Linked DNA regions of Homo sapiens: region 2 is linked to region 1. The links are chromatin loops, found by intact Hi-C in ENCODE. Cell type or tissue: PC-9. All regions are shown on one strand. Links, peaks and the distances in the headings refer to the core of each region. The heading gives the core; the rest is flanking DNA.

The links. Hi-C counts contacts between places; a loop is a spot of excess contacts. Peaks named below come from ENCODE experiments on the same cell type or tissue, not always from the same donor. Only the 100,000 strongest peaks of a DNase experiment are listed, where the experiment ranks them.
Region 2: a loop joins it to region 1, with 5 times the contacts of the local background. A loop is called at or near these places in 2 of 110 quality-filtered maps.

The regions. Positions count from the first base shown.
Region 1 is chr9:121,590,556-121,605,219 of GRCh38, reverse strand. It overlaps a transcript of DAB2IP not described here. Among named protein-coding and RNA genes, the nearest start is that of DAB2IP, 54 kb to the left of the region's middle. RefSeq lists enhancers at 1-672, 5,721-6,686, 6,687-7,654. In PC-9, for the core only: CTCF peaks have their summits at 5,144 (motif pointing right), 6,825 and 7,031; DNase peaks (open chromatin) are centred at 5,779, 6,569 and 6,969; H3K4me3 peaks cover 3,349 bases; H3K27ac peaks cover 1,824 bases.
Region 2 is chr9:121,678,321-121,692,984 of GRCh38, reverse strand. It overlaps DAB2IP (DAB2 interacting protein), which reads right to left. Exons shown (of 16, transcript NM_001395010.1): 2 at 14,204-14,307. Among named protein-coding and RNA genes, the nearest start is that of DAB2IP, 34 kb to the right of the region's middle. RefSeq lists enhancers at 5,669-5,818, 8,186-8,686. In PC-9, for the core only: CTCF peaks have their summits at 5,774, 5,976 (motif pointing left) and 8,428 (motif pointing right); a DNase peak (open chromatin) is centred at 5,854.

The sequences.
Region 1 (14,664 bases), core at 2,758-10,757:
GGGAAACCCTGTCTCTACAAAAAAATACAAAAATTAGCTGGGCATGGTGGCGAGCACCTGTAGTCCCAACTACTTGGGAGGCTGAGGTGGGAGGATCATTTGAGCCTGGAAGGCGGAGGTTGCAGTGAGTCAAGATCGCGCCACTGCACTCCAGCCTGGGCGACAGAAGGAGACCGTGTCTCAATTAAAAACAAAACAAAACAAAACAAAAATCCAAATGAGGCAGAGAAGTTCTCTGCAAACCAAAGGCATCTCTCTTCTGTCCCTTGCTAGAGCCAGCCCTGCCCAGAGCAGACTGCGAGGCTCTCCACTTGACTCTGTTGAGGAGGGGGGTGCAGGCACGGCAGTTGGAGCAGGAGTGGAAAAATCATGCCTGATTCAAAGCTAGTCCAACTCTACAAAGCTTTCCAAGCATTCACTAGGGCATTCACTAGAGCAATTTCTAAAGCCCAGAGCCCATCACGGGGGACAGGCAGCGGACAACGACAGGCAAAGCAGGGCAGTTAGTAAGAAAGAGCTACAAGCCCGGAGGAACGGCTCACCCTTAGGGGGGCAATGAGAACAAATGGAGGTGAAATTGGTGCTACACCCAGAGGGGCAGGAAGAATTTGGGCAGTAAGCAGTGGCAGAGAGAAAAGGGCATTCTGGAAGTCACAGGCCAAGTCCAGGCAACATAAAACCTGAAGAGCAGAGAAAGAAGAGGCAGGGAGGAAAACTGGAGCCAGACATGGGGCCGTGTTTGCCAGGCCAGGGAGCTTGGCTTTGATCTCGTGGTTAACAGGAAGTCACTCACATGACAGTAAGTGGCCAGCAGAGGCTGTGGTTACTAAGGGCTACTGTAGGAAGCTGGGTTGCTGGAGGCCCACCTGGGATGGGAAACAGGCAGCTGGACCCCCTCAGCCAGCTGCTCGCCCCAGGGAGAGGTTAGAACCGTTCAGGTCAGATTCAGGAAAGGCTGAGGAAGCCCAGAGGAGAGACATGTGATGGCTTGGAAGGGAGACAAGGCTCTTACATGTCCCCCTTGTCTCCTGGTCAAGACTACCCAGGGCTGAGAGGGCCTGCAGTGGGGTTGGCCCTAGTGCCCCCACGCTCCCCCTTGGCTCCTGCCCTTGACCCCCAGTCATTCCCACCATCACCTTCTTGCAAGGATCAGGGTGCAAAACACTGTGTAATTCTAAGGTAAGTGACCTCCCCCTTCCCTGGGCTTCCTCCACTACCTGTCCCCCTCTGGACTGCCCCCAGGTGTCCTGGCCCCACTGGCCACCATTCCCATAAGAGCCTTTCTGGCCCCTTTCATAGTAATTCCCATGGAGCACTCTGCCCTCCAGCCCAACTCAACCCCTCACCCATGCCCTGAGCCCATCATGAATACCTCTCCCTAGAAACCCAGACAGGAAATGCAGACAGAGCCCAACTTGTAAATGTCAAGGTGGGAAAGAACCTCAGAGATCTGGACAAAAAGCCCCACCTTCAGCCCCTTTACAGAAAAGAAACCTAACGTTTTAAGAGATGACCAGCCCTGCCCAAGATCACACAGCCTGATCGTGGCCCAGGTCTTCAAGCTTCCAGGTGAGGGCTCTGGCACCAAAGCCACAACCAGATAGGGCAGAAAAATAGTGAGGCATGAACAAGACTGCAAAAAAGGCCAGAGTGCCTTATTGTCAAGGCACCTGGATTTAGGTCCTGACTCTTATCACCGCTCCCTCCCCTGCCCACATACACACATTAGGGCTTTGGACACGTCACTGCAGTTTCCTGGACTCCAGTGACCTCTTTCATAAAATGGGTGTTTAATAATTTGTGCTTTCAGCAGGATCAAATAGGTCCAAGGCAGAACAAGCACCCTGTCTGCAGCACAGCTGGTAGGCCAGAATTGTGATACAGCTGGGGTCTATGCAGGCGATTCCTCCACCCTGTATCTCTCCTAGTGAGTCAGCCCAGGCCAGGCAGCCTCGGGCCAGACATTTCCCCAAAGCTGCCCAATGGCCCACAGAGCGGTCTTCCAAGGGAAGGGATGGAGATTGAAAACATAGATAGACGCACAACAGAACCACCCCGCTCCTCTCCCCGCGAGATGCAGGCCCAGCACCTTCTGGCTGGGAGGGCCAGAGGCCACAGTAGGAGGATGGAGGAAGAAGGTGTTGAGGGGAGGGAGAGGTTTCTGCCAACCCCTCCAGGGTCCTCACCACTCTGGGTGAAAAAACTGAGCAGAGGCTGGGTACAGTGGCTCATGCCTACAATCCCAGCACTTTGGGAGGCTGAGGCAGGAGCATCAGGAACTTAGGAGATCAAGACCATCCTGAGCAACATAGCAAGACTTCATCTCTACTAAAAATTAAAAAATTGGCCAGGCGCGGTGGCTCACGCCTGTAATCCCAGTACTTTGGGAGGCCGAGGTGGGCGGATCACGAGGTCAGGAGATCAAGGCCATCCTGGCTAACACAGTGAAACCCTGTCTCCACTAAAAATACAAAAAATTAGCCGGGCGTGGTGGCGGGCGCCTGTAGTCCCAGCTACTTGGGAGGCTGAGGCAGGAGAATGGCGTGAACCCAGGAGGTGGAGCTTGCAGTGAGCCGAGATCACGCCACTGCACTCCAGCCTGGGTGACAGAGGGAGACTCCATCTCAAAAAACAAAACAAAACAAAACAAATTTAAAAATTGGCTGAGCATGGTGGCATGTGCCTGTAGTCGCAGTTACTAAAGAGGCTGAGGTGGGAGGATCACTGGAGCACAGGAGTTTGAGGCCTTAGTGAGCTATGATAGTACCACTACACTCCAGCCTGGATGACAGAGTGAGACCCTGTCTCCAAAATATAATAACCTGAGCACGAGGGCCTCGTCTAAGGCACACCAATCCTAGAAAGCAGAGGCCAGTGATCTTGGGGGTGCCACAGGTCTGCCCGCAAGTACATCCACTTGTGGCAGGAGAAACTTCACCAGGGCTCCCGTCAGCCAAGGGCCTGCTCCATTCCACCCACCAGTGGGTGGAACAGCATACCCATCTTAAGTTGGGAGAAAGCCCTAGAAAGGAAGAGTAACCAGCTCCAGAGAGTGAAGCCAAGACTAAATTCAGATCTGTTGAAAACTATATTCCACGTTCTCTTCCTAAGAGTACCTTAGTGCTATGGTCCTCGAACTGTGACCTGCAGGAAAATGGCCTGGGTTGGGGGGGAGTGGGAGTGGCGGGTGGTTTAAAGTGGAGATCCCAGGCCTGGAGTAGAGATGAGGGATCTGCATTTTAACAGGTGCTCTAGGTGCTTGTGATAAAAGCATTGCTGGCACACACCAGTCCCAGGAGCACACACGCACGCGCACACACACACACACACACAAAGGCATGTATGCAAGCAAGGATCAAAAGCGAAGCATGTGCTCTAAAGACAGATACAGATGCTGAGTTTGGTGCACAGCCCAGCCAGCCCCTTACCAGTTGTAGGATCTTGGGTAAGTCCCTTAACCTCTCTAAACCTGTTTCTTATATGCAAAATAAGGATAAGAAAATAATCAACCTCATGGGTTTGTTTTATGGGTGCAAGAAAATAATATGTGTAAAGTCCTCAGGGCAGGGTCTGGCATATAATAAACACTCAATAAATAGTGCTATGATCATTACCAACCTCAGTGCCTGTGTGTTGAATGCTGAAGGGACGGAACAGAATGCCAGGCACCAGGGGACCACAGTGAATAATTGAGACAGTAAGAAATGCCCCAAGGGTTGTTCCAGAACCAGTGGATAGAAGTCATAGAGACAAAGATTTCTGTCCCAAACAGGAAGAATGTTGCTCAATCATGAAACCAAGAGTTTCCCAATCATGAAACCAACTGTCTAGTGAACTCACCGTCACTAGAGGATCCTAGCAAAAAAGACTAGATGTTCACCAAGTGGGGACACAGCACCAGGGAAGGAAGAATGCGGGGATAGGAGGGCCAGGTGATCTTGAAGGTGACTTTGGGCCAGGTTCTGCAGGTCAGCCCTTTTCCCCATCATGCTGGTTATTTAGTTCATTTGCTCTTCCTTGCCATTTACAATAGTTACCTCCAGGTGTCTAAAAGGGGTGGGGAAAGGGGGAAAGATCAAGATAGACAGAAGCCTTGTACATTCTGAATAGTTCATTGCAGGGATAAGAATGTGTGAGGCTGTTTAAACCTGAGCCTACAAACCCACTGAAATTGTGGGTGTGTGCATCTGTGCACTTTTCTCAAAAGGGCTGATTAAGAGGGGCTGGTCCTTACCAACTTTCTGGGGGAGAGGAAACTGAGGCACAAGGATGCTGGCTCTCTCAGACAGCAAGAGGGCACAGGCTCCAGGGTATAGATCGGCTGCTTAAGATGGCTGTCCTACGAGCCAGGCGCCTTCTACGCCTCACCTCGAAAAAACCTCCCTATATCCCCCTTGGACGGGACCCTTGAGCTCTGAGAGGTTAGGAAACCTGCCCACAGATACACAGCTAGTGAGCAGCAGGGGCTGATGTTGGAACCCAGATTCCCTGGGCTCCAGAGCTAGGTGTTTGGTTCCATTTTTTTACTCTTAGGTATTCTGTCCTGGGTCAGTAAAACACGGAAAGGAGTTAACATTAAGGAGGACTAATGTTAAAGATTGGTCCTTATTGGTGACAAGCTACCTACTCACCCACTCACAATCAAAATTAAGGTAAAATTTCCCTCCTTAATAGCAGAAGGGGCCAGAGGGAGAGGAGTTTCCATATGGCTCACACCAGATAGCTCAAGAGTGGACCATCCTGAGACCAGAACACCCTGCAGTCATTCCCACCAGGCTGAGCACTGGAAGCAGGTGGCGTTGGTCCCTGTTCCCACTCTGCTTAGCCCAAGGTGTTTTCACGGAAGGTGGGGTCCAGAGCAGCCCAGGAAACGGAAAAGAGACCTCACTTCAACGACCCAGCCCTGCCAATCGCCTCCCTGATAATTTAGGATTGGCCAGGATTGAACAAAAACACCCAAAACTTGGGTGCCCCAGGGGGTGCCTGGCTCTGGATAAAGAGGTTTGGTTGGCTGCCCTATCACCAATTCCCAGGGTGAGCTGAGGAAGGTCTGAAGTTTGGGAGACCGCTGGAAGCCTTGGGGATCGGTAGGCTGGCACCCCCCACCCCCAACTCCCGCCGCCCGCGGGCCCCAGCTGGGGGCGCCTTCCTCGCGATCCCCTGTATTGTACTCTCCCAAGAACCCAGCGCCAGCCCTGGGTCCCGGCGGTCGAGATCTGGGCAGGGCGCACAGGAAAGTTTAAAGGCTCAATGCATCGCGCAGATTTCCTTGCGGGAGAGGGGACTGTAGGGGAAAAGCGGGGTAAATAAAGCAAAGTCGCCGCCCATTCCTCAGTCCCCTACCCCAACACCTCGCATCGGAGCCCCCGGATCCTCTCGAACCCGGGATGCCGCTCGGATCCCGGCAAACCACCGAGCCCCCCTCCACCTGAGCCGCGGCCCCCAGCTTTTACCTCTACGCGCGGGCCGGGCCGCTGGGCGCTGCCATCCCAAAGGCTCCGGAGCCTGAGCGGCCCAGGGCCAGGGTTGCGAAGCGGCGGAGTCGCGGTGTCGCCGGGCGGCTGCAGGAAAGTTTCCTTCGCGCCAGCTGGGCCGAGTGGAGCGGGGCGGGCGGAGTAGGCGGCTGGCCAGGCAGGAGCGCGCTACGGCCGGCTCCGCGCCTCCCCCGGCGCCGCCGCTCTACGGCTCCCGGGCTCCCGCGGCCACCCGGCCTGCCCAGCCCTGCCAATCGCAGGCCCAGCCGCCCACAGCTCCGCCCGCCAGGCCCGGGACCCAGCGCGGGCGGGGAGCAGAGGGGCGGGGGCGCACCTGTTTGGTCAATCGACCTCCCCACCACCGCCCCGCCCAGGCCGGACTGGGCAGAGCCGAGGCCCTCCGCTCCGAGCACACGCTCCCCAGCCTGGTGCCGGCCCGAGATGCCGGCGGGACCACACGCCCCCTCCCCTCCCGGAGTCCCCAGGCCTCCAGGAGTCCAGAGATAACCTCTGCTTCCGTTTCGGCGCTATGAGGGTACGGGACCGAGGAGTGGGCCGCGACTTTGCTTTACTTATCCCTCTTCCACCCTACAGCTCCCCTTCCCGCTAGAATCTTCCCGCATCCGCTGACCCCTTAAACTTTTATGTGCGCCCTGCGTGGATCTCCAACCTCAGGAGCCGGGGACTAATGGGGGGAACTAGAGCTTGGGAAGGGGACAGTGCGGGGTGTCACAGGGAAGGCACCCCAGCACTCCCACCAACAGAAACTCCCGAGGACTCCAGCTGGCTGGAGGGAACGTCCCGCGAACGTCTGCGACCCGCTTCAGCAAGCGTGACTGAATATTAAAGCGTGACTATCTTATTGACCCATTTCCCAGATAGGCACACTGAGGCCAGAGCGGGGCGAACGCTTTTCGGACCGTGGTGGCGGGACAGCGACGTTTTCCAGCTAAAGGTGGGTTTGCTGAGAGCTCCTGCCTCCTTTTCCCAGCCCTACGCGGATGCCTGTGTTCGTCCTCACCTTGCCGCCAGTCGCGGATCTGGGGCCAAGGAGGAGAAACAGGCCCCGGGCAAGTGCCCGCGTAGGGCGAGGGCGCGCCTGGAGGCGCACGGCCTTACCTCCGCAGCAGAGCGTGTCCTCGCAGAGCGCGCAGGCTGGAGGCCCCAGCAGGGGCAGGGAGGCCCAGGCGAGGGCGCGGAAGGAGGCACCGCCAGCTCCCATCTCGGACGGCCTCGGCAGTGCCTCGGCCAGCGGGCCTGCCACCCTCCGCGGCACCTGTGGGGCCAGCGCGGTGCCCGCGGCCTCCGCCTCCGTGGTCGGTCCCGGGCCAGGCCCGGGGTGAGGGGTGTGCAGGGCTCCCGGCTCCTTGAGCCGTCCCGGCTCAGAATCCAACGGCGGCTCGCAGGTCGAGCTGGGCAGGGCGCTATTTTTAGCGAGAGCTGCTCTCCCAGTCGTACAGACAGAACCAGTTAATTCGGCCGCTGGGGACGGGCCTGCACGGTGAACTCCCCGAACGGCAGCCGGAGCTCTGCTGAAAGCTGATCCTTCGCATTCCTGCCTCTCGAGGCGGGAGGGCGGGAGGACGCCTGTAATTCCAGGGGGAAGCCAGCGTCCTCTCTGAAGACAGCGCCTGGGCCCAACTGCACGCCAAAAATGGGGCTCTTTAAATTGGCTCTGAAACCTGGCGCGACTTGATGCTGATGCCAAGCCGCAGACGATGTCCCATAAAATGTCCATCTACTGTCTCACCCTTCCCACCGGTCTCCAGCACTGGGAAGAGCCTCCCAGAAATGGGGTCTCAGCCCCAGCACCCACCAGAAGCTGGCACGGTCATCACTCAGGAGCTACTTGTTGAATGAAGGCAGGAAGGAGTGAAATCCGATACCAGGGTCAGTGGAAGTCTTCGGAGCATATGCGATGGATGCACAGGGTGGCTTTGAAATCTTATAGAACCCCTAATCCAACACTTTCTGGCTGTGCGACCTTGGCAAATCATCTTACCTCTGTTTTATCTTCTCAGTTTTACCTTCTGCCTCAGTTTTATCTTCTGCAAAAAGGGAGTTTTAGAACTCCAAGAGATAGTATGCAAGAAATCCTTTTGTAAACAAAAGCATTATGTAGATGTTCATGTAAAACGTGATGAGAGAGCTGCAAAGGTGAACACAAGTTTCTACTCTCAGGAAGTCACTAGCACTCCTCTAATTCGAGAGAGGAGGTGCTAAGGACCCCAAAATGTACAATCACAGCATCTGGTATTAGCCCAAGGGTAGATAAATTGGCCAGTGGACTAGAATAGAGGCTGCAAAAATTGACCCATACAGGTATGGAAACTTGATATGTAGCAGAGATGGCCCTGCAGGTCAGTGGGAGAAGGGTGGACTTTTCTATAAATGGTGCTAGAGCAATAGAATGTCCATATTAGTAAAAGATGAGCTGAATCCCTACCTCACACCATGCATAAAAGATCAGTTCCAGGTGTACTGAAAACTTACACACACAAAAAAAACTCATAATAGTCAAGGATGTCTTAAAGAAGACCTCAAAAGCATAAATCATCAAGAAAAACATCAATACATTTAATTAAAATTCAAAACTTCTGTTTATCAAAAGATGATATTTACAATATAATATCCAAAATATACAAAGGCCTTCCACAAACCAATGTGCTAAAGAGGCAATAGGAGATTGGGCAAAATATATGAACAGGCAATTCACAGAAAAAGAAACATGAATGGCCAATAAACATATGCAAAGATGGTCAGTCTCACTAGTAATCAGAGAAATATAAAACAAAATCCCAGTAAAGTGCCACTTCATGCCTGTCAGATTGGTGCAAAAACAAAGAAGTGGGACAGTAGGGACCTGGAGTCTGGAGAACTGTCCTGTGCTGCAGGCAGGAGTGGAAATGGGTAGAGCCACTCTGGGAAACAATTTGGCAGCATCTAGAAATGTCGAAGTGCACATACCCCAGTGACCCAGAGTCTTGACATAGAGAACCTCTTGCTCATTGCAATAATGATAATACTAGTAAGGAATTTGAAACAGCCTCCATCCCTATCAGAGGAAGAATGCATAAACAAATTGTGGGGTAGTCAGCAAAATTCTATACTGCAGCAAAAATAAATGATTAGAAATTCATTATGAATCTCAAATCTCAAATAAGGGGAGGGAGAACATGTTGCAGAACATCAAATTTCTATAATATCATTCATATAGTTTTGTTTTGTTTTGAGACAGAGGCTTGCTCTGTCACCCAGGATGGAGTGCAGTGGCGCTATCATAGCTCACTGCGGCCTCGAACTCCTGTGCTCAGGTAATACTACCACCACAGCCTTCTGAGTAGCTGGGACCACAGGTGCAGTGGCACCACATGCAGCTAGTTTTTTGTTTGTTTGTTTGTTTTTTATTTTTTTGAGATGGAGTTTCACTCTTATTGCCCAGGCTGGAGTGCAATGGCACGATCTCAGTTCACCGCAACCTCTGTCTCCTGGGTTCAAGAGATTCTCCTGTCTCAGTCTCCCGAGTAGCTGAGATTACAGGCATGCGCCACCATGCCCAGCTAATTTTGTATTATTTTGTATTTTTTAATAGAGACAGGGTTTCTCCATGTTGGTCAGACTGGTCTCGAACTCCCCGCCTCAGGTGATCCACCTGCCTCGGCCTCCTAAAGTGCTGGGATTACAGGCATGAGCCACCGCGCCTGGCCTAATATTTTTATTTGTAGAGAGAGGGGTCTCTCTATGTTGGCCAGGCTGGTCTCAAACTCCTGGACTCAAGCGATCCTCCCGCCCCAGCCTCCCAAACAAAGTGTTGGGATTACAGATGTGAGCCACTGTGCCTACCCTGGCTTCAAGTTCTATTCCTGTAATTCCACAAACTACGTGACTGGTGGCATGAGCCGCTATGCCCAGCCTTCATATAGATTCTTTAAACATGCCGAACAGAATACCATATATTCCATAGGAATGCACAGATATGGTAAAAGTATAAAGACATTCAGAGGAATGATAAATACACCATTCTGCAAAGTTTTTACCTCTGGATAGAGGGAGATGTTTAATAGGAAGGAGCTTCACACATTCACACATCTTAGTAAGGTTTTCTTTCTTTCTTTCTTCTTCTTCTTTTCTTTTTTTTTTTTTGAGACAGCACCTCTCTCTTTCAACCAGGCTGGAGTGCAGTAGCATAATGATAACTCACTGCAGCCTCAACCTCCCAGGATCAAGGGATTCTCCCACCTCAGCATCCTGAGTAGCTAGGACTACAGGCACACGCCACCATGGCGGGCTAATTTTTGTTTGTTTGTTTGTTTGTTGTAGAGATAAGGTCTCACTATGTTGCCCACACTGGTCTCAAACTCCTGGGCCCAAACGATCCTCCTGCTTCGGCCTCCTAAAGTGCTGGGATTACAGGTATAAGCCACCATGCTCATGCTTGGTTTTATTTCTTGACCAGGATAGGAGACACACAGTGTTTGTTTTATTCTTCATCACTTTTTTTTTTTAAGGTGCAGAGAGTCATGGTGGGAGGCCACATAAAACCCAGTCCTACTCTGAACTTCAGTTTCCGTATTTTAATAACCTGGTCATCCTTTCTGGGAAATACCTAGCACAAAGACTGGCTCATGAGGAAGTGCTCAGTAAATCTTAAGAACATGAATAGCCCAGTCTGCAATCTTCACTGGGGTCCTTCACACCCTAGTCCCAGTCAGCTGAGACTGCCCCCGCCCAAGCACCACCATACAACCAGGTCTCCCAAGTCCACCAAGCTCTATCATGCCCCAGGAATTTGCACACACTGTTTACTCTTCCTAGAATGTCTGTCCTCCCTATCTCTACCCAGTCAGTGCCTACTTCTCCTATTATAATCCAGCTCAGGCATTCCAGCCCATGGAAAGCAGAGGGTTCCCACAGAACCCACCCACTCCACCATCTATATTTATCATATTGTAGATTGTTGCACCTTGCTATGGGTCTGTGTCCTGGAGCAGACTGTGAGCTCTTCCAGGTCGCAAACCTTGCAGCCCCACCACCTGCAAGAGGCCTGGCCTCAGGAAGGTTTATTGAATGAAGAAAAGGACTGAGTGACCCAAAAACTCAGAAACCAAAAGGGATCATTCCAAACTGTCAAAAGGAAAAAGCAACCCCACCACCTGCTGGACTGACTGCTTGGTCTTCATTGAGTGTTCTTGATGGGAATGTGAACTTCAAAGTCAAAGAGTGCTCGGGGCCTATAATCCCAGCACTTTGGGAGGCCGAGGCGGGTAGATCACCTGAGGTCAGGAGTTCGAGACCAGCCTGGTCAACATGGTGAAACCTCATCTCTACTAAAATACAAAAATTAGGTGGGCATGGTGGCACACACCTGTAATCCCAGCTACTAGGGAGGCTGAGACAGGAGAACCCCTTGAACCTGGGAAGTGAAGGTTGCAGTGAGCCAAGATCGCACCATTTGCCCTCCAGCCTCGGCGACAGAGCAAGACTCCATCTCCAAAAAAAAAAAAAAAAAATGCTGCATTCATATCCAAGCTGACCCACTTGCCAGCTGTGTGACCTAGAGCATGCTACTACATCCCTCTGAGCCTGTTGCTGGGTTTACACAGCCAACATTGACTAGAGATTATCACAAGGGTTATTATAAAGATTCAATGAGATCATAGTGGCAAAATGCATGGCTCCTTTCTTGGTACAGGTAGCAATTATATGACTATGGTCAAGAGGAAGTTGTTTACAGGGGAGGATGGAAAGAACTTGATCAGGTTACTATGAAAGTGGGAGGGCTGGGCATGGTGGCTCACGTCTGTAAACCCAGCACTTTGGGAGGCCAAGGCAGGCAGATCACCTGAGGTCAGGAGTTTAAGACCAGCCTGGTCAAAATAGTGAAACCCCATCTCTAATAAATATACAAAAATTACCTGGGTGTGGTGGTGCATGCCTGTAGTCCTAGCTACTCGGGAGGCTGAGGCAGGAGAATCGCTTGAACCTGGAAGGTGGAGGTTGCAGTGAGCCGAGATTATGCCACTGCACTCCAGCCTGGGCAACAGAGTGAGACTCCGTCACAAAAAAAAAAAAGAAAAAAAAAGAAAAAAGAAAAAAAAGAAAAAGAAAATAAAATAAAACTAATAAAGAAAGAAAGAAAGAAAGAAAGTGGGAGGCTGATCAAAAATTCCAGGGGGCTGAGCACAGTGGCTCATGTCTGTAATCCCAGCACTTTGGGAGGCCAGGACAGGAGGATCGCTTGAGCCCAAGAGTTCAAGACCAGCCTGGGCAACATGGCAAGACCCCATCTCTACAAAAAATTGAAAAGACAATTAGCCGAGCACGGTAGCATGCATCTGTGATCCCAGCTTCTAGGGAGGCTGAGTTGGGAAAATCACTTGAGCCCAGGAGGTCAAGGCTATAGTGAGTCATGTCCACGCCATTGCACTCTAGCCTGGACAACAAAGTGAGACTCCGTCTCAAGAAATACAACAACAACAACAAAATTCCAAGAGAAGCCAAGCACAGTGGTGAGCATGCCTGTGGTCCCAGCTACTTGGAAGGCTGAGGCAGGATGATCTCTTGAGCCCAGCAGTTTGATGCTGCACTAAGCTATGATCATGCCGTTGCACTCCAGCCTGGGCAGCAGACAAGACCCTGTCTCAATTATTTAAAAAATTCAGGCGCGTTCTCCAGTTCTGAACAAAACCACACCCAGGGAGGCTGGCCCAGGAGATGAGAAGGTCAAAAATATGCATGAAGTTAGTGCTTCTGGGGCTCTTTCCTCCTGTCCTTTGTGCCACCCCCTGAGTGAGGCGCTGTACAACACTGTAGAACTAAAGACCCTCCTCTCTGTCTGCCCATCCGCTCTGGCACCCTCCAGTCTGTTCTCACATGTAGCCCAGGGATTCCAATCTGGACCCGTCTTTTCCTTGTCAGCTTCCATCTGTAGGGGCGACAGAGCCTGCAGCACCTTCCCCAAGGGATGTGTCTGGAGTGATTTGCCAAAGGCATCGTCTGCACTATATCTGCAAAATCCACGTATGTCCACTTGTCGAGTTCTTCCATCAAGGCAACACACAGGATAGCAAATTGCTTATGGTTCAGACTCTAGACGATGAATTGGCTAATGTTACATGTTGTACAAGCTAACAAATATATAAAGTTGACAGGGCTATATGGTCACTGGAAAAGAACAACATGTACTTCAAGGGTTCCAATGAGATTTTCTGAGCTAATGTGCCAATCTTCTTTGGTTCAGATCTCTCTGGACAATGTAATATTATCCTGGTGACATGGACATTAGCCACTGGGGCACTTTGTCCCATGCAAACGGCCTAGCCAGACAGGAAGCTGACCCAGCTTAAGATCTGCCATTTTTCTTTTTTCTTTTTTTTTTTTGAGATGGAGTCTTGCTCTGTCACCTAGGCTGGAGTGCAGTGGCACTATCTTGGCTCACTGCAGCCTCCACCTCCAGGGTTCAAGTGATTCTCCTGCCTCAGCTTCCCAAGTAGCTGGGGTTACAGGTGCGTACCACCATGCCCAGATAATTTTTGTATTCAGTAGAGATGGGGTTTCACCATGTTGGCCATGCTGGTCTCAAACCCCTGATCTCAAGTGATCTGCCTACCTCGGCCTCCCAAAGTGCTGGGATTATAGGCGTGAGCCACTGGCGCCTGGCCAGATCTGCAGTATTTCCTAATGGCTCTCGGGAAGGTCACCAATGACCTCCTTGTTGGTAACACCATAGGATACATTTCCACCTCCATCTCTCCTGATCTCTTGGCAATACTTAACCCCACAGAAACTTCTGTTCCCTTCCATCTTACCATACTCTCCCAGTTTGTCCCCTAGTTCTCTGGTCACTTCTCCTCCTTGGCTACCTCATCTGACTCCCCTGGGCTGTAAAACTTGGAGTTTGAGACTGTCTGAGTCCCTCTTATTTTTCTAGACTCTCTGCACAGGCAACTTGAACTACACCCAGGCCATGGCTTCAACCACTGTCCTTATGCAGATGATTCCCAAATGTTTATCTCCAGCCCAGTGCAGACACTGTGGTCTCTTGCCTGGACTTCGCTAAGAACTGAACTTGTTCCATGCATCCACCTGGCCCCTCTCCATGTGGGTCCCTATCTACTAGTTCTCCTCATTAGGTTTTCAAAGCACAGATCCAATCATATCACCCTCACTTCTGTTCAAAGCTTCAATGGTTTCTTGTTGCCATCATGTGGCCTCCAAGATCCTGGGTGGTCAGGTCCTACCCATCTCCCCAGCCTCATTTCTTTTTTCTTGGCAGGAGAACAGAGTCTCACTCTGTTGCCCAAGGCTGGAGTGCAGTGGCACGATCTCGGCTCATTGCAACCTCCACCTCCTGGCTTCAAGCGATTCTTGTGCCTCAGCCTCCTGAGTAGCTGGAATTACAGGCATGCATCACTGCAACCAACTAATTTTTGTATTTTTGGTAGAGACAGGGTTTCACTATGTTGGCCAGGCTGGTATTGAACTCCTGGCCTCAAGTGATCCACCCGCCTTAGCCTCTCAAAGTGCTGGGATTACAGGCATAAGCTACCATGCCTGGCCCTAGCCTCATTTCTTGCCATCTTCCCCATCCCTCTCTGCCTCCAGCCACTCCAGCCAACTTCCAGATCCTCAAATATACAACGCTTCTTCCCACGACACAGCCTTTGCATACCAGTTTCCCCTCTTCAGAACACTTTTCTCCATTCCTTGGCCCAGTTAACTTCTCCCAATGGAAGCCTAATGTCATTTCCTCAGGGAAGGCTTCCCTGGCCTCCCACATGACACACCCATGGCTCAAGTCACTTTCCTTTATGGTGTCCGTTGCAGTTGGTGATGGCATCTTCAATGTGTGATCACTGGATGGATGTGTCATGCTCCCGGGCTGGGCATCCCTAAACACAGGGATCATGCCTGGTTTTCTTCATTGTTGTATCCCCTCCTACCCTCAGCAAGGGCATGTAGTAGGTGCTCAATGAATGTTTGTTGAATGAATGAGTGAAGGCACGTCTGCTTTCCCACCTCCATCAATAGGCTCTGTTTATTGTTGTTGGATACTGTTTGTTGCCAGAAATGTCTACATTTCTGCCCGTTGCTATGAATGCAAGTTTGAGTGCTTTGCCAGATGCTCTCTCATTTAATTCTTACGACCGCCTCTGAAAAGGTTCTAGTATCTATTCCCTTTTGACAGATG
Region 2 (14,664 bases), core at 4,464-12,463, 86 kb before region 1:
CTGCCAGGGCCAGGGTGCCTGGGCCGCCCCAAGCTAGGCACTAATGGCATCAGGGAATTCTCTGGCTTTGCCCAAATCCTTCAGATGCGTCATTCCTCCTGCCCTCCCCTTCCCTGTTCCCCGGTCTCTACCCTCAGCAGGCTGCCGGGCTTCTCTGGCCTCCTCCCCTCAAGGGTATGCACCATCAAAGAGAGTCCCAGCTGGAGAATGACTCACTAATGGAATGTCAGACACTGTGACAGGCGAAAGAGGGGAGGCACCTTAAGCTGGGATTAAGTTGGTGACTTCCTGGTGGCCACCTACTCACAGGCCACCCTATGCCCACAGAATCCTCTACAATCTCATACCAGTGAGATCGCCACATATTCCGCCTGGAGAAGGTAGCCAGACTACTTAAGTCAAACAAAGAAAACCAATTCATAGGCCTTGAGAGCCTTCAGGGAAGCCCCAGGAAGAGGCTGGACCCTGACACTCTAGGGTCACTGTTGAGTTAAAATACTGCCTGGAAAGACACACTTAAACATGTTCTCATAGAGAAATATACAGGGCCAGAAACATACACAAGTTCAAGGACAGGCATGCATACAAATGCACACAGGAAAGGCATCCCACAAAGAAATGTATGTGTAAGCATACAAGTACCCCAGTGCCACCACACATACAGACACACACAAACACATACACATTGATCAGCACACACACGAATACACACATACACAGCCATGAAACATACAAGCTAACATACAAATACACTGAAATAAGCCAATAAATATACACATGTACTCAGCTATCATCAGGCACCAGCAGAATTGTGCAGACACACAAGCTAAACACGCTGGCCCTCACGTGCTCACATTCACAACCAGGACAGGAAGGGCAAGTGGCCCAGGAAGCTCCAGAGTTAGGAGCCCAGATCTCAGGACCAAGGCAAGAAAACAGCTCTTAACGGCTTCCAAGATAACTCCCCCTGCTTTTCTCGCAGGGCTTCACTTTGGACAATTTGTTTGCTTCTCTCACACTCAAAGCTCGTTTTTACAGCTTACAGCTCCCAGAACCTGTGACTTTTGGAGTTCTGTTCCCTGGCAAGAGCTGAAGCTTCCTGCCCTAAACATTTCTCCTGCCCATCAGTACAGCTGAAATTCCACTGTTTGACACACCTCTTTAGGTCCTAAGGGTAATTCAATCTCTAGGAATCCCCAGGTAAAATGTAAATAATTTTCATCCTTCCTCCGGAAGAAGGTGGGAGCAGGGGATTCCACCACTTAATGGCTCTGGGGCCTTGGGCTCATGACTTAACCTTCTATGCCTGTGTCCTCTTCTGTAAAATGGGGACGAGGTAGTTGTGAAGATTCAATGAGATCACGCATGGAAGAAACTTAGCCCATTTCCCTGCATACAATAAATACGAACTGCTATCATTGCGGTCATGATCACTTTCATGGTCATAGTTTTTTTTTTTTTTTTTGACATGGAGTCTCTCACTGTCCTCAGGCTGGAGTGCAGTGGCGCGATCTCGGCTCACTGCTATCACTTCCTTTGACCACCAGAGACCAGCCCAGCCGTTAGCCAGAAGGGCCTGGGCTGTTCCTCCTGCCTGGGAAGGAAGACTCTCCACACCCTTCAGGTACCTCCTCAGTCTTTCTCTTAGAGGCCTCCCCGGATGTCCCCACACTAGGCCAGGTCTCCCTGTAGACTTACCACAGTTGTAATTATAAGTGTGTTTGTTTAGTGCCTCCCCCACCCCATACTGGACTGTAAAGCCTCCAGAGCAGGGGCCATGGCAACCTGGGTCTCCAGTGCTGGACGCCTGGCAGGTATTCTCTCAATATTTCTTGAATGAATTCACAAATATTTAATGATATAAAAGGAAAAAGATAAAGTGCTCTGTGGGGCTTTTTAAAAGGATTTCACTTGGGAGCAATCTGGGCAGACTTGCTGGAGGAGGCAGCTTTTGACAGCATTTTAGAAACATTGAAGGTGGGACAGCAGGTGGGCTTGCTGAGATTGGCTGGGGCAGGATAGCCACATAAAGGCATTCCAGGCAGACTCACAGCATAAGCAGAGGTGTAGAGGTAGGACAGCGGGGAGTCTGGCTGCCCTGGGAGGCCCCTGGAGTTATCACAGGTCCCTCCAGCCTCCAAGTTATACACCACCACCTGAGCCTGGGCTTGTAATCCCTTCCCCAGGGCAGAGGACACCCAAGTAAAGGGGAACCCTAAGGAACACTGAGAGTCTAACGGAGGAAAAAGAGGGGAGCCCAGATTTGAAGAGGGTAAAGGTGAAGCTGGGAGGGGAGCTGAGGACGTCAGCAGAGCCCTCCTGGTACCTGCCAGTGCCCAGGATTAGGCGGGCATCAGCGAACAGAAACCAGTTACGCATTCCCAAGGTCTCAGCTTGGGATGTGACAACCCAGAGCAGCCAGGGAGTGACTCATTGTCCCATAGATCCTCCAGCTGACACTTGCCTTAGCATAATAAGCCTGTCCCAGAGGTCTGGATGGCTACAAACACCTCATCAGCTCTTTAAGCTCTCAGCCAGCCCTGGCTAAGGGGTGGGGAGTTGGATACCCAGGGCCTCGTGGCTGCAAGGAAGCCGATTCCACCAGGAGGTTACACCCCTGCAGCAGGGTCTATACTATCTCCGCCTGCCTGCACGTCCTATCACTGAGGTCCCAGCCAGTCCTCCCGGGGCTTGCTGACTTTAGTGCTCATTCCCCAGCAAAACTCCCCTATCCTGTGCTCTGTGCACTGCATGAGTGGCAAGAAAACCACGTTTGGAGTCTATAAGTCTGGGGTCAAAACCCAGCTCTGCTATTAATACTAATGAGGGCTCTTCCAACACGCTGCTGAGAATTAGTCAGATGTGTTTAGTAAGCCCTGTCTAAGCTTCAGGCACTGTATTAGAGCTTCCCATGACTTCTCTTTAATTCTCACAACCCAGTGTGCAGATGGGAGAACAGAAGTTCAGAAAGGGCAACTAATTTGCACAGCACCGCACGGTCAGGAAGCGGCAGAGCTGGGTTCAACACAGCAGACAGGCTGCTCCAGAGCTAAAGCTCTCATGTAATTCCATTACCAGACTGAGGCGTTGAGCCAGCACCTAAGCTGCTCTGTGACTCAGTTTCCCTGCTGTACAATGCGGGGATTAGTCTAGCTGATCTCTGAATTCTTTCCAGCTTTGTTGTGCCTCCCTGGTGACCCATTTGCAGGTGACAACACATGGGGGGGGAGTCTCCCGGGGACAAATGGGCACTAATGGTGGGACTTTCAGGTTTGCGCTGGGCCACAGGGAGCTTCTGTTGGGTAGGATTCCCCTGCACTTCCAGGCACCCAGCTGGCCCGGGGGGCCCCAAGGCAGCAAGGCAGGAAAGAGATGCTATCTTGTTTCTCTCCCTGGACCAAGAGCCACCAAGGAAAAAACAGGACCCCAGGGAGCTCCAGGACTGAGGACCAGTAAACACTAGTGGGAGGGAGGGGTGGGGGAAACTCCATAAATCCACCTGAGTAAGCAGTGCTTTTAAAAGCCCTTTTCACTACAGAATACAAAATGCACCATTTTAGGAGAGGATTTTATAGGCTATTTCTCCTGGGTGATTTACCATCTGCGGGCCAAGGTTCACCTGGGAGTCCTGGCCTCAGAAGGCCCATGGGTATGGGGTGGAGTCAAGGTCAGTTTCTTTTTTTTTTTTTTTTAGATGGAATTTCACTCTGCCACCCAGGCTAGAGTGTAGTGGCGCGATCTCAGCTCGCTGCAACCTCCACCTCCCAGGTTCAAGCTATTCTCCTGCCTCAGCCTCCATAGTAGCTGGGGTTACAGGCATGCGCTACCACGCCCGGCTAATTTTTTGTGTTTTTAATAGAGACAGGGTTTCACCATGTTGACCATGCTGGTCTAGAACTCCTGACCTCAGGTGATCCACCCACCTCAACCTCCCAAAATGCTGGGATTACAGGCATGAGCCACCACGTCCGGCACTTTTCAAGGCAAGGGCTGGTGTCCTTGCTGGCCTCTGGTGGGCTGGGTCACTTGTCTTGACCTGTCCTCCCAAGGCAGGGGACCACTCTGGCCTCAGACACCCAGTGTGGGGGCTGGCAGAAGTGTGGGGGCTGGCAGAAGTGGAGAGGTCACGGCTCACCCTCTTCCCTGCTCACCCTGCGCTTACTCCATTTAATTCGTTTACTCCCTGTCTCTCTCTGTCTCGTGCACCTTCATTCCGCAAGCCCCTCATGAGCCTGCCACAGGTGAGTCCTTGCCCCAGTGCTGGGAGTTCAGACAAATCAGAAACAGTCCCTGTCCTTGAGAAGGTGACCACCGTCTGGTGGGAGAGACAGAAGTGATGGATCATGAAGTCACAGAGTCCGTGAGGGAGCGTGTACAGATGGGGTGTTCTGCAACCTGGACAGAGCCCTGGATGGCACTAGTGAGCTCTGGAGACAGAGAGAGATGGGGAGGAATTGTGGGTAGAAGGATCCGCCCACACAAAGGCGTGGAAGCTGGGACAGCCTGGGGGGCTTGAATGCCAGGCCGGGGAGCTGGATCCCCCACCCTGCTGGGAGCCATCTAAGGTGCTGGAGCAGGGGAGTAACAAGCTCAGCTCGTTTTAGACGTTCTTTAAGCAATTCCACAGGAGAAGTTACTCATCCCGATGCAGAGCCTTGTGTTAGAAACAGATGTCACTGCTGCCACCTCCACAGAGGGCCTCCTGGCTTTGGAAACAACAATTGCCGCTTGACAACTCAGATATAATTATGTCTGTAATCCCACCAAAATACCACTTGATCGTTTCATTTTTGTAGCATGAGGAGGTGGGAAAATGAAGGCGTCTGAGCCTTGCCCCTGACATGCAGGCTCCCCCACCTCCCAGGAAAGGGGAGGACCTGCAGGGCCACAGGGCAGGATGACAAGAGGAGAGCAGTTCTCTCCTATCCCAGGGGTGTCTGACCCCTAGGGCCAGGCCTGCTCAAAGTAGGGGCAGGACAAGATAAGGCAGAGAGATGGGGAGGCCTGGGTCCAAATCTCAGCTCTGTCCCTGCAAGCCGTGTGGCCCAGGACAATGCACCTCCCCTCTCTGGGCCTCAACATCCTCGTCCGTAAGATGAAGAGAAAAACAGCACTGACTAGCAAAGACTGGGCTGCATGCTATGGTCCAGGCGCTGTGAGAACTTCAAGATCCAGGCCCATGAGAGGAGCCACCCTCAGCTATCTCTTCACTCCCCATCTGCCTTGATTTTGTCACCTTCTATGAGTGAGATTTGTGTTATCTGAGCCTCGAGTTGTAAGGATTAAATGAGACAATACTTAGAAAGTGCTCAGCACAGGGCCTGACTCAGAGTACTATGCAGAACAGGATTCAAAATCCCCCATCGTACAGACAGCAGAGGTGGTAGAGCTGGGATTCGAACCCAGGCCAGTGGGACTTGGAGTGCAAGCTCTGACCACCACCCTGCCTCTCCCACAATGCCCGCCTTACCCCCTCTCAAAGCAGTGGTAGGTGGAACAGGTGCCTATAACCCATCAAAGGGTGGCAGTGACTGAGTGTCTGTTGGCCCCAGCCTGGTGACCACAGTGCAGCAGCCCTGCCTGACAGATCACATGCTGGTCCACCTCACCCTGTGCCCTTTCTCTTGGTGGACAGCTGTCCCAGCCCCAGACCTTGTTCCATCCAGTGTCCCTGACCAGGGTCCCCTTTCAGAACCCCTGGCTTTCTGGTCAACCTAGGCCCAGCTGGCACAGCCAGTCATGCCAGGCCCAGCCATTGACAGGTGCTCCCGGATCTGAGCTGCTCCCAGCCCCCAGCAGTATGTTCTACACCTTGTTTAGCCAGCTAACACCTTGTTGGGCCAGCTCCCTGTGGCCCCTGACACACAAACCCCTGGGACTTCAACACTCACTGGGAGGAGCCACCCAGAAGTCCACTTGCTACCCTCTGCTGCCCCCAACTGGCAGGAAACCACCCTGCGCAGACACCTCCATCTCCATCTGAACTCACCACCTAAGAACTTGGTCTCTGGTCCCCTAGGAACCCCTCCAGCCCCTCTCCACCTTCTACTGCCAGGGCTGAGCCCTAGAAGTTCAGTCAGGGGTGATGTTGCTTTGGGGCCGTGACGGAAGGGTATGGAAGTGGGAGGGGTCTGCCCAGTTACCTGGGGCTCTGGAGGAAATGTGGGGTGGAGGTGCACCCCTCACACAAGCAAAGGGAACAGGTGTGGGGAATGCTGCCTTGTGCCAGGCACTGAGCCCTCACAGCCACTCTGTGGGGAGGGGTTCCTGCCCATTTACAGACAGGGAAAGAGAGTGGGGCAACTTGCCTGAGCCATCCTACAGAAGGGAGCAGTGGCCAAGATTCTAATCCTGCTTCATCCCTGGGTTGGGGGGACTATCCCTGGGAGAGGCCAGCACTGTACCCCAAGACCCTGAGTGGGTGTGAAGAGAGGAAGAAAGGCCCCCACAGAGAGCATTCCACTCGCCAGTTACTGAACCTGGCAGGGACTGGGGTGGTGGCCTTTACACCTTAACGGGAACCAGTTCATCTGATTCCATGCTGCCCAACAGGCTTAAGTGCAGGGCTGGGGAAATGGAATTTACAGGGATGGCCTTCTGATGTATTTGGAAGTCCCCAGGGCAGGAAGAGGAGGGGGTACAGAGGCTGGCTTGTTCCCTTCACTTCCATCCTCCTCACTCACACTGCCCAAGCCAGCTGCCACTTGCCAGGATGAGGCAGAAGATTCCAGGGATCCTTGAAGTGGGCTCTTCCCCCTACCCCTGCCCAAGGGCATTCTGAGCACAGATGTTGGGGGGGTTGGAACAGGCTCCTGAGAACCTGCTTGAGAAAAGCAATTTGCTTGTCCCCCCAACCCCATGCTGGATCCCCACCCAGTCTTGGTCTCTGCCCACTGAAGGAGCTCCAGACTCTCCTAGCCTGGTCAAGTATGCTGCACTCCATGTCTGCTCTGGCCTACTCTGGCCCACCTCACCTCCCTTGCTGAGGACCTCATACTCCTGTTAATATGGCCTTAGATCCCATCTGCTCTGTTCACTGCCGTGGATCTCTTGTCGCTTCCATTCCAGCCACTTCCTCACATTTCAGCCCCCAAACTGCGCTCAGTTCCTGCTGTCATTTGCTCATGCTGTTTCCCATGTCCTGGCCTTTGCCTGGAATGTCCTTTCCCCTTCACCTGCCTGGAAATTACTTCACCAAGCCCCGGCTGGCCCTTCTGTATTTCTGCAGGTAGCAACTACGTTTTCATCCTCTTTGTATCCTCAATGACTGGCATAGGCCCTGACACATAGTTGGTGATGATGGCAAATTTATCGAAAGAAAGAATAAAGAAAGGCAAAAGGAGAGAAGAAAGTAAGTTCGTTCACACCGCAGCAAGGCTCGCAGACGAGAGCTGGGCTCCTGCCCCTACCACCCACCAGCTGGAGACCTGCTGAGGCCAGGCCTCTCTCCTCCCTAAGCCTGGGATCCTCAACTGTAAAATGGAGCTGATGAAACCACCTTCCTGTGTATTAATGGGGTGGGGCGACAGCCTCCCAACCCTACCAATACTGCAGCAGTCCCACCTCTGTCCCAGGCCTCAGACTAGCCTGGTCTTGGATTCAGGAGGCTCCAAGACCCCCTGTCCCCAGACTCCTGCCCCGAAGAACATCCTTGCCCCACCCTGGCCACCCCGGACAACTCCTGAGTCCCACCTTCCAACACTCCCTCTGCAGAAAAGGGGGATGCCCCCCGCGGAAGGCAGACACAGACCAAAATGACGGTAATGTTCCTTTTGGGTTTGAATAGTTTAATACCAATCAGCCTCCGTGAAGGGCAGGGATGGAGGGAGTGAGGGTGGAGGGGGCGGAGGGGGCAGGGTTTGCTCTTCCACCACCCCGCCCATCCGCTGAATACACGCCGGATGCTGGGTCAGGAGACTGACTCACAGAGCAGAACTAAGCAAATTCCTCATACTTCAAGGAGAAAACTGGGGCGCCCATGGTGGGACCCCACCCAGGGGTCCAGCACTACCGCCCTGTTACAGCCAGGACCACGTGGCTGACATCCCTCCACTGGTTGATGGGCCACAAACATAAATATGTCCCAAGTGAACGACCATCTGAGATGGACCCACAGCAGCCTGGGCCAGTGGAGGGAGCCCCAGCAAGTATCCTGGGCAAGCTGCTCCTCTCCAGGCCTCAGTTTCCCCATATACCCTGGGACAGATCTGGCTTGTCTGATCTGTGAGCCTGGCTGGCTTTTCTGTTCCCCACCCCAACAGCCACCCGGAGCCTCCGTAGCTTGGAAGGGGCACAAATGGGGGGCAGCGGGGCCGGCTCTGCAGGGAGCAGAGAATGCCCCCTCCTGGACCTGAAGTCATGCATTCCTCCTTCAGGCAGCCCGCAGCCCAAACTTCGGGTCCCTCTACAGCTGGGGCTGGGGCCTGGTGGCCAGGAGGGGGCAGTGTGCAGATGAGCGGGAAGGAGCTGTCGTGGGGCTCCGAGGGCAGTTGGACCAAAGAACACCCATTCCTCCCAGGAAATGTGATGGGGGCTGGGAGAAGGGCTCAGCTCAGACGGGGTGGCTGATATCCAGGTGCTGGGAGGAGAGGACAGGAAGGAGTAAGGGGTGAGGACCACTGGATGCGGGGGAGAGGGACAGAGACCTGGGCTCAACTCCAGGCCCTACCCTAGACATGCTGTGTGACCTCAGGAAAGGACCCTCCCGTCTATGATTCTCAGTCCCTCCTCTGTATAGGGAAGGGTTGAACCAGTTAATTTCCAACAGCCTTTCCATGGTGACATGGGCGGGAGGGTCACCCACTAGCTTGCATGTTTGTGTTCACATGCCTGTTTCTTGAGTTTGTGTGACAGAAAGACAGCTGAAACATGGGGAGGGTGCAGGGAGGCTACAGGAGTGAGAAAAGGGGTGAGCAGCTGGAAAACCTGAGGTCCACAGCTCAGAGGTCTACTGCTAGCTCCACTCACAGCCATCATCCACTGTGGTTCTTGTATCCTGCAGGGGAAAGTCCAAAGGCTTTAGCTCACCCACCAAGGTCTCTCACTCTTCTCTCCAGGCCCTGAACCCATCCAGCACTCCAATCACACAGGGCCATTAGCTTGTTTCCTTCTATTCACTTCACTAACTGAAATACTCTTCTCCCTTGGTTCCTGACGAACTCCTATACACTCCTCAAAGCCCAGCCCCAAGAGTCCCTTCTTTAAGAATTCTTCCCTGTCCTTCCTGGCCAGAGATAACTGTTCCTTGTTCTGTCACAGCATCCTATGCAGGGTGTGCACAACCAAGCACCAATAAAAGTGAGTTGTTGAAAGAAACCAAAGACCTGCTCCTAGAAGCATCCATAATCAACCCAATGTTGAGTTTATCTGCAGTTTCTGCCAGACCCCTGGGCCTTCCCCTCCCTGACACTTCTCCTTCTCCATCTCGCAAAAAATAGCCCTGAGACCTAATTTCAGCTAAACCTTCAAACACGACTCTCCACTTTCAACTTCCCGAGGAGGAATCAATTGGCTGTCAAGTTTCCCTGAGCCTCTGCCACCTCCCACACCCCAGGCCTGCCAGCCATCCTCAAGGTTGATGGGAGGGGGGTGGGGGCAGAGGAAGGAGGGAGGGAGGAAGGACCCAGCCCGCAACAGGGAAGTTTGGGGCTGGGGAAGGGAGCAGGCTAAGGAGCTCGTGGGGAGACCAGGAAGAGTCATCAGCTCTTTGCCTCCCAAATCAAACCACGGCTCCTCTGCCATGGAGTGGCAGGAGAGAAAGAACAGCATGCTGTTGCTGCTAAGGGGTCCAGGGCCTGGGGAAGCTGGGTGGGCACATGCAAAGCCCCCAGACCCAGTCTGACCATTGGTCTATGCAGATCCAGGGCCCCAGCTTGCTGCCTGCCACCCTTCCCTCCTTCCCTTCCAGGAGACACTACTGGCACAGAGCAGACAGACCTGGGTTTGAATCTCAGGAGCCTGAGAGCTGATGGCCACAGATGCACAGGAAGCCTCTCTGGTCATCTACTCCCAGGCCCCTTCCCCCATCCTCATTCAGGGCCCCCTATAACTTGCAGGGCACATGCCAGCCTCGTAGCACTGTGTGGTCCTGGAGAGCCACTCCCCTACCCCCCAACTCTCCCTATAGGAGGGAGGGAGTTGTCCCAGATAGGCAGAAAAGTTCCACTCCTGAGCAAGCCACAAAGCTGGTATGAGGCTGTGCAGGGCCTGAAACCTGGGTCGGGGAACTCTCTAGAGCCCATTCTCTTAGCTACTGCACCAGAACATTTAAGCACCTATTTATGCCTGAACTGTACGCTGCCTTACAAAGTCCATCCCCCACATTTCACAAAAGGGGAAACTGAGGCTCTCCCAGGGTCATACAGTCTACAAGAGGCAGGGGCAGGACTAGCACTGAGCCTTCAATGCCCTACAGAGTGGCTGCAGGTCCTCGGCTGACTCACAAAATGAGGAGGGGTGGCATGTGATGGTGTAAACAACCCAGGCTCCTGAACTGCTGTCAGCTGGGTGGTGACCTCTGACAAGCCCTTCCCAGGCCTCAGTTTCCATGGAGAAGGTGGACAGGCTGAGCCTTGTAGACCTTACACCGTGACTCATTGATTCTCCCTGCGGAGCACCCCTGTAAGAGATGCTGACAGCCTGCCATCTGGGTTTGAAATGGCAGTGAAGGTGGCAGTTATTCCAGTACATCCTGTGGCATCTCCCCTGCCTCCCCGAGGCAAAACCATGTTTCCTGGGTTCCCTCGAGGGTCTACACAGAGCAAAAGTCAGCTGAGCACGTGAGGACATAGCTTTTGGGAGCCTGTAAGTGAGCAAGTGTGTGCTACGGGCTAGGGGAGGGAGGAGGGTGCTTCTGGCCCTGCACAGGGTCTGTGTGAGGGACTGTCCCCAAGGCCCAGGCCAGGCTCACCACTGACCTTCCCCCAAACACCTTGTCCTCTGCCTGTACTCCAACCCTCCTAGATCTTTACTGATGTTTTACAGCCAAAAATGGAAACCCGATTTGGATGTTAATGATGGATTTCATCCATGAAGCACCTACCATGGGTCAGACTTGGGCGACCACATTCACCAAGTCCACAGTCCAAGCAAAGTCTGTCATTCCAGATTTTACTGTCAAGAACACAAGGCTCGGAGAGGCTCAGTGGCTACTGAAATCACATGGGTCATGGAAGATCTGGGATTTGAACCCAGATCCCCACCTCTGAGTTCTCCAGTCCCCTCAGCTCCCAGCACCCAGCCCAGAAGAGAATCTCAAATCACATCTCTTAAGGACCAAGGTGCCCAGGAAAGGACACAAAACGTAGATGTCCGGCAGTCCTGACTCAGGAGCTGAGTGACACCAGCTAAAGAATTTCACCTCTGAACCTCAGTTTCCTCACCTGTGAAATGGGCACACTAATGGTGCCTCCCCTAGAGGGTTGCCATGAGAAGTGGGCAAAACGACCACCTTGAACACGCTCTCCATCCTGCAGACCCTAACCGGGCAGGTGGGACTGCGAGTTGAGTCCCAGGCAGCTCGAGGTTCCCAAGGCTGGCTCTGACTGAAGGTGGTTTCTACCCTGGGAGACAGAATGAAGACACCACTACAGGGAAAACACTGATCCTAGCTGTCACTTAAAGAGCTGCAAATTATAAAAACTTTAAGGTGTGATAATACCCCTATTAGAGCAACTCAGAAAGGGAAATAGCCGGAAAAGCGATGCTGATGGGGTTCTGGGGGGGTGTGGGGCAATGGATCCGCCTCCTAGCCTGAGGATGGGTGTGCCTCATGCCCTGGAGTCACAGAGACCTGGGGTCGAATCTTGGTTCCGCCACTTAGTAGCAGTTGGAGCTTGGGCAGCAAGTGACTTTACCTCTCGGAACCTGTTTCCTCACCTGGGAAATGGGGTAACCAATGTTTCAGCTGTAGGTGTGTCTCCTGGATGAAGAGAGATCAGGTAGGCTGGGCGTGGTGGCTCATGCCTGTAATCCCAGCACTTTGAGAGGCCGAGGTGGTAGGATCACCTGAGGTCAGGAGTTCAAGACTAGCCTGGCCAACATGGTGAAACCCCGTCTCTACTAAAAATACAAAAAATAGCTGGGGGTGGTGGCAGGCTCCTGTAATCCCAGCTACTCGGGGGGCTGAGGTGGGAGAACTATTTGAACCCGGGAGGCAGAGGTTGCAGTGAGCCAAGATCACACCACTGCACTCCAGCCTGGGCGACAAAGCAAGATTCTGTCTCAAAAAAAAAAAAAAAAAGAAAAAAAAAAGAGATCAGGGATGTAGGACAGTGAGCCCAGTGCCTGGCACACAGTAGGCACTTCATCAATGGAGGTGGCTACTATTACTAATTATTATTAGTCATCGTTCCCTAGGGTCCCCCTGAAGGCCCACCCTGCCTGCTGTGGCCCCAGGGATCCAGAGAGATCAGAACTTGGTCTTCGCTCCAGCTGATGGGGGTCACCCTTGTCCCAGCCTCCAAGCGCTCCCTGCAGGCTGGAGACCAGCTTCCTGAGACCCCCTGGCCAAACTCAGGGCCATGACCCTGAATCGTCTCAGCGCAGGCTTCCTCCTCATTGCCCATGGGCTCAACCCCCAGCTGGGGACTCAGAATCACCTCCTGGGGAAAGCTTGTTAAAATGCAGGTTCCCAGGCCCTGCCCTGGCCCAGTGGACTGAAATCTTAAAGAAGGACAATAAGCTAGTTTTTAAGGCATTTTTATAACATACTGGCAGTGGAGAGAATCAGTGGCCCTGGGGAAAGCCCCATCCCTTTGGCCTGGTACTGGAGGTTCCACGTGACCTTGACTCGGCCAGGCCTCCCAGCCTCACCTCCTACACTGTCCTCCAGATCCCCTCAACTCCAGCTCCACCAAGCAGTTCTGCATGCCACAAACACATCAGCCCCTGACCTTATGAGCTCACATTCTCATGCTGACACTAAGTATTAGGAAACAGAAGAGCAGGCTGCTGTGATGGCGGAAAAGCAAGAGGGCTTCCTTGAGGTGGTGTGGTCAGGAGCTGATATCTGAGCTGATGCCCAAGGGATGAGGAGCCAGCCCTATGGCAAGCAGAGGAAATTTCTAGGGTGCCTCCATACCTTTGCAACTGCTGTTCTCCCTCCCCGGAAGTCCCTCTCTCTCTCTCTCTGTCCTTGCCTAGCCATTTTCTACGGACCCTTCAAGATGCAGCTCAAAAGCCAGCTCCCGTGGGACCCCCTCCCAACCCACTGTGAATAGCCAATCACTTCCAGCTCCCCTGGAGCCCCTATATGATGCTATCCAGTGACAGCCAGGCCTGCACACTCTCTGTTCCTGCCACCCAGAACCTTCTTTCCTCTGCTTGCACACAGCAGGCATGCCAGAATAACTGATGAGTGAATGAATGGATGAACAAACCATCCAACATCCACCTGACCTACAGACCTGAGCTCCGTGGAGAAAGGAATGTGTCTATGTCATCGCTGCGTTTCTGGTGCCTGGCACAGCCCTGGAGAGAGGTACACACAGTAATGCTCCTGAACGAGGGAGTGAAGGGACCCAGAACTCTGGTGTGTGTGTGTGTGTGTGTGTGTGTGTGTGTGTGTGTGTACATGCACAAATGCAGAAGGGTATGAACAGTCAGACGTTAAGGGTCATTGGGTTCTGTTTCCATAAAGTTGTTTAGGTTTGTAATTTTTAAAAAGTCTGTGTGCTTGTGGGGACCACTCAGTTCAATAGCTATGATATATATTCTGTGTTTTGTCGGTTCTAAGCCATCATCAGTTATAATATATAGCATTATTTTATGTACCACCAAGAAAGATTTAAATTATGGTATGCCATGAGAGGTGTTAAAATATATGGAAACAAAAATAGTGCATCTTTTCGGGGTTGCAGAAGCACAGTGTGTGTGCGCCCTCAAGGGTACATTTATCTAAACTAACAAGAGCCTCTTCTCTTTCCGGGCCAGCTCAGCGCTGGGCCCCATAGCCTTCGGTGCTGTCTGTCCTCCACCTGCCCCCTCCCTCTCAGGATGGGACCCCCCATGTGGCCCCCGGGACCAGGGCTGAGCCACGGAGATGGGAGCAGCTGAGGGATCGGATACCTAGAGCAAGGGAGGCCGGATGCTCTCCGGGTCCATGAGGCTCCAGGAAGGGGGGCCGTGGGGTCACAGAGCAGCACCCCGGGCGAGGTGGTGATGGTGGTGGCAGTGGCGGTGTTGGTGACGCAGAGATAGTTACCGTGACCCGGAACGGCGTGGCGGCCGAGGGCTCCATGCTGGGGCTCTTCTCGGAAAGGCTGCCAGGCAGGCTGCGCCGAGAGCCCGGCCTTTCTTGAGGCGACTCTGCCAACAGAGGAGGAGAGAGAGGTTGAACAAGAACAGCCAAGGCCACACAGCTAGGGCCTCCTGCCACTCCCATCCCAGTCAGGACAACAGACAAACCGGTCCCTAGAAAATGGTCCAGGCACTATGGAAAAGTCTGGCAGTTCCTCCAAAAATTAAAAATACAAGTACCACATGACCCAGCAATTCCACTCCTGGGTATAACCCAAAATAATTGAAAACAAGTACTCAAATACCTGTATGCAAATGTTCACAACAGCCAAATGGTGGAAACCCAAGGGTCCATCAGCAGAAGAATGGACACACACACATGGTACTGACATGCAAAGGAATACCATTCTGCTCTAAAAAGGAATG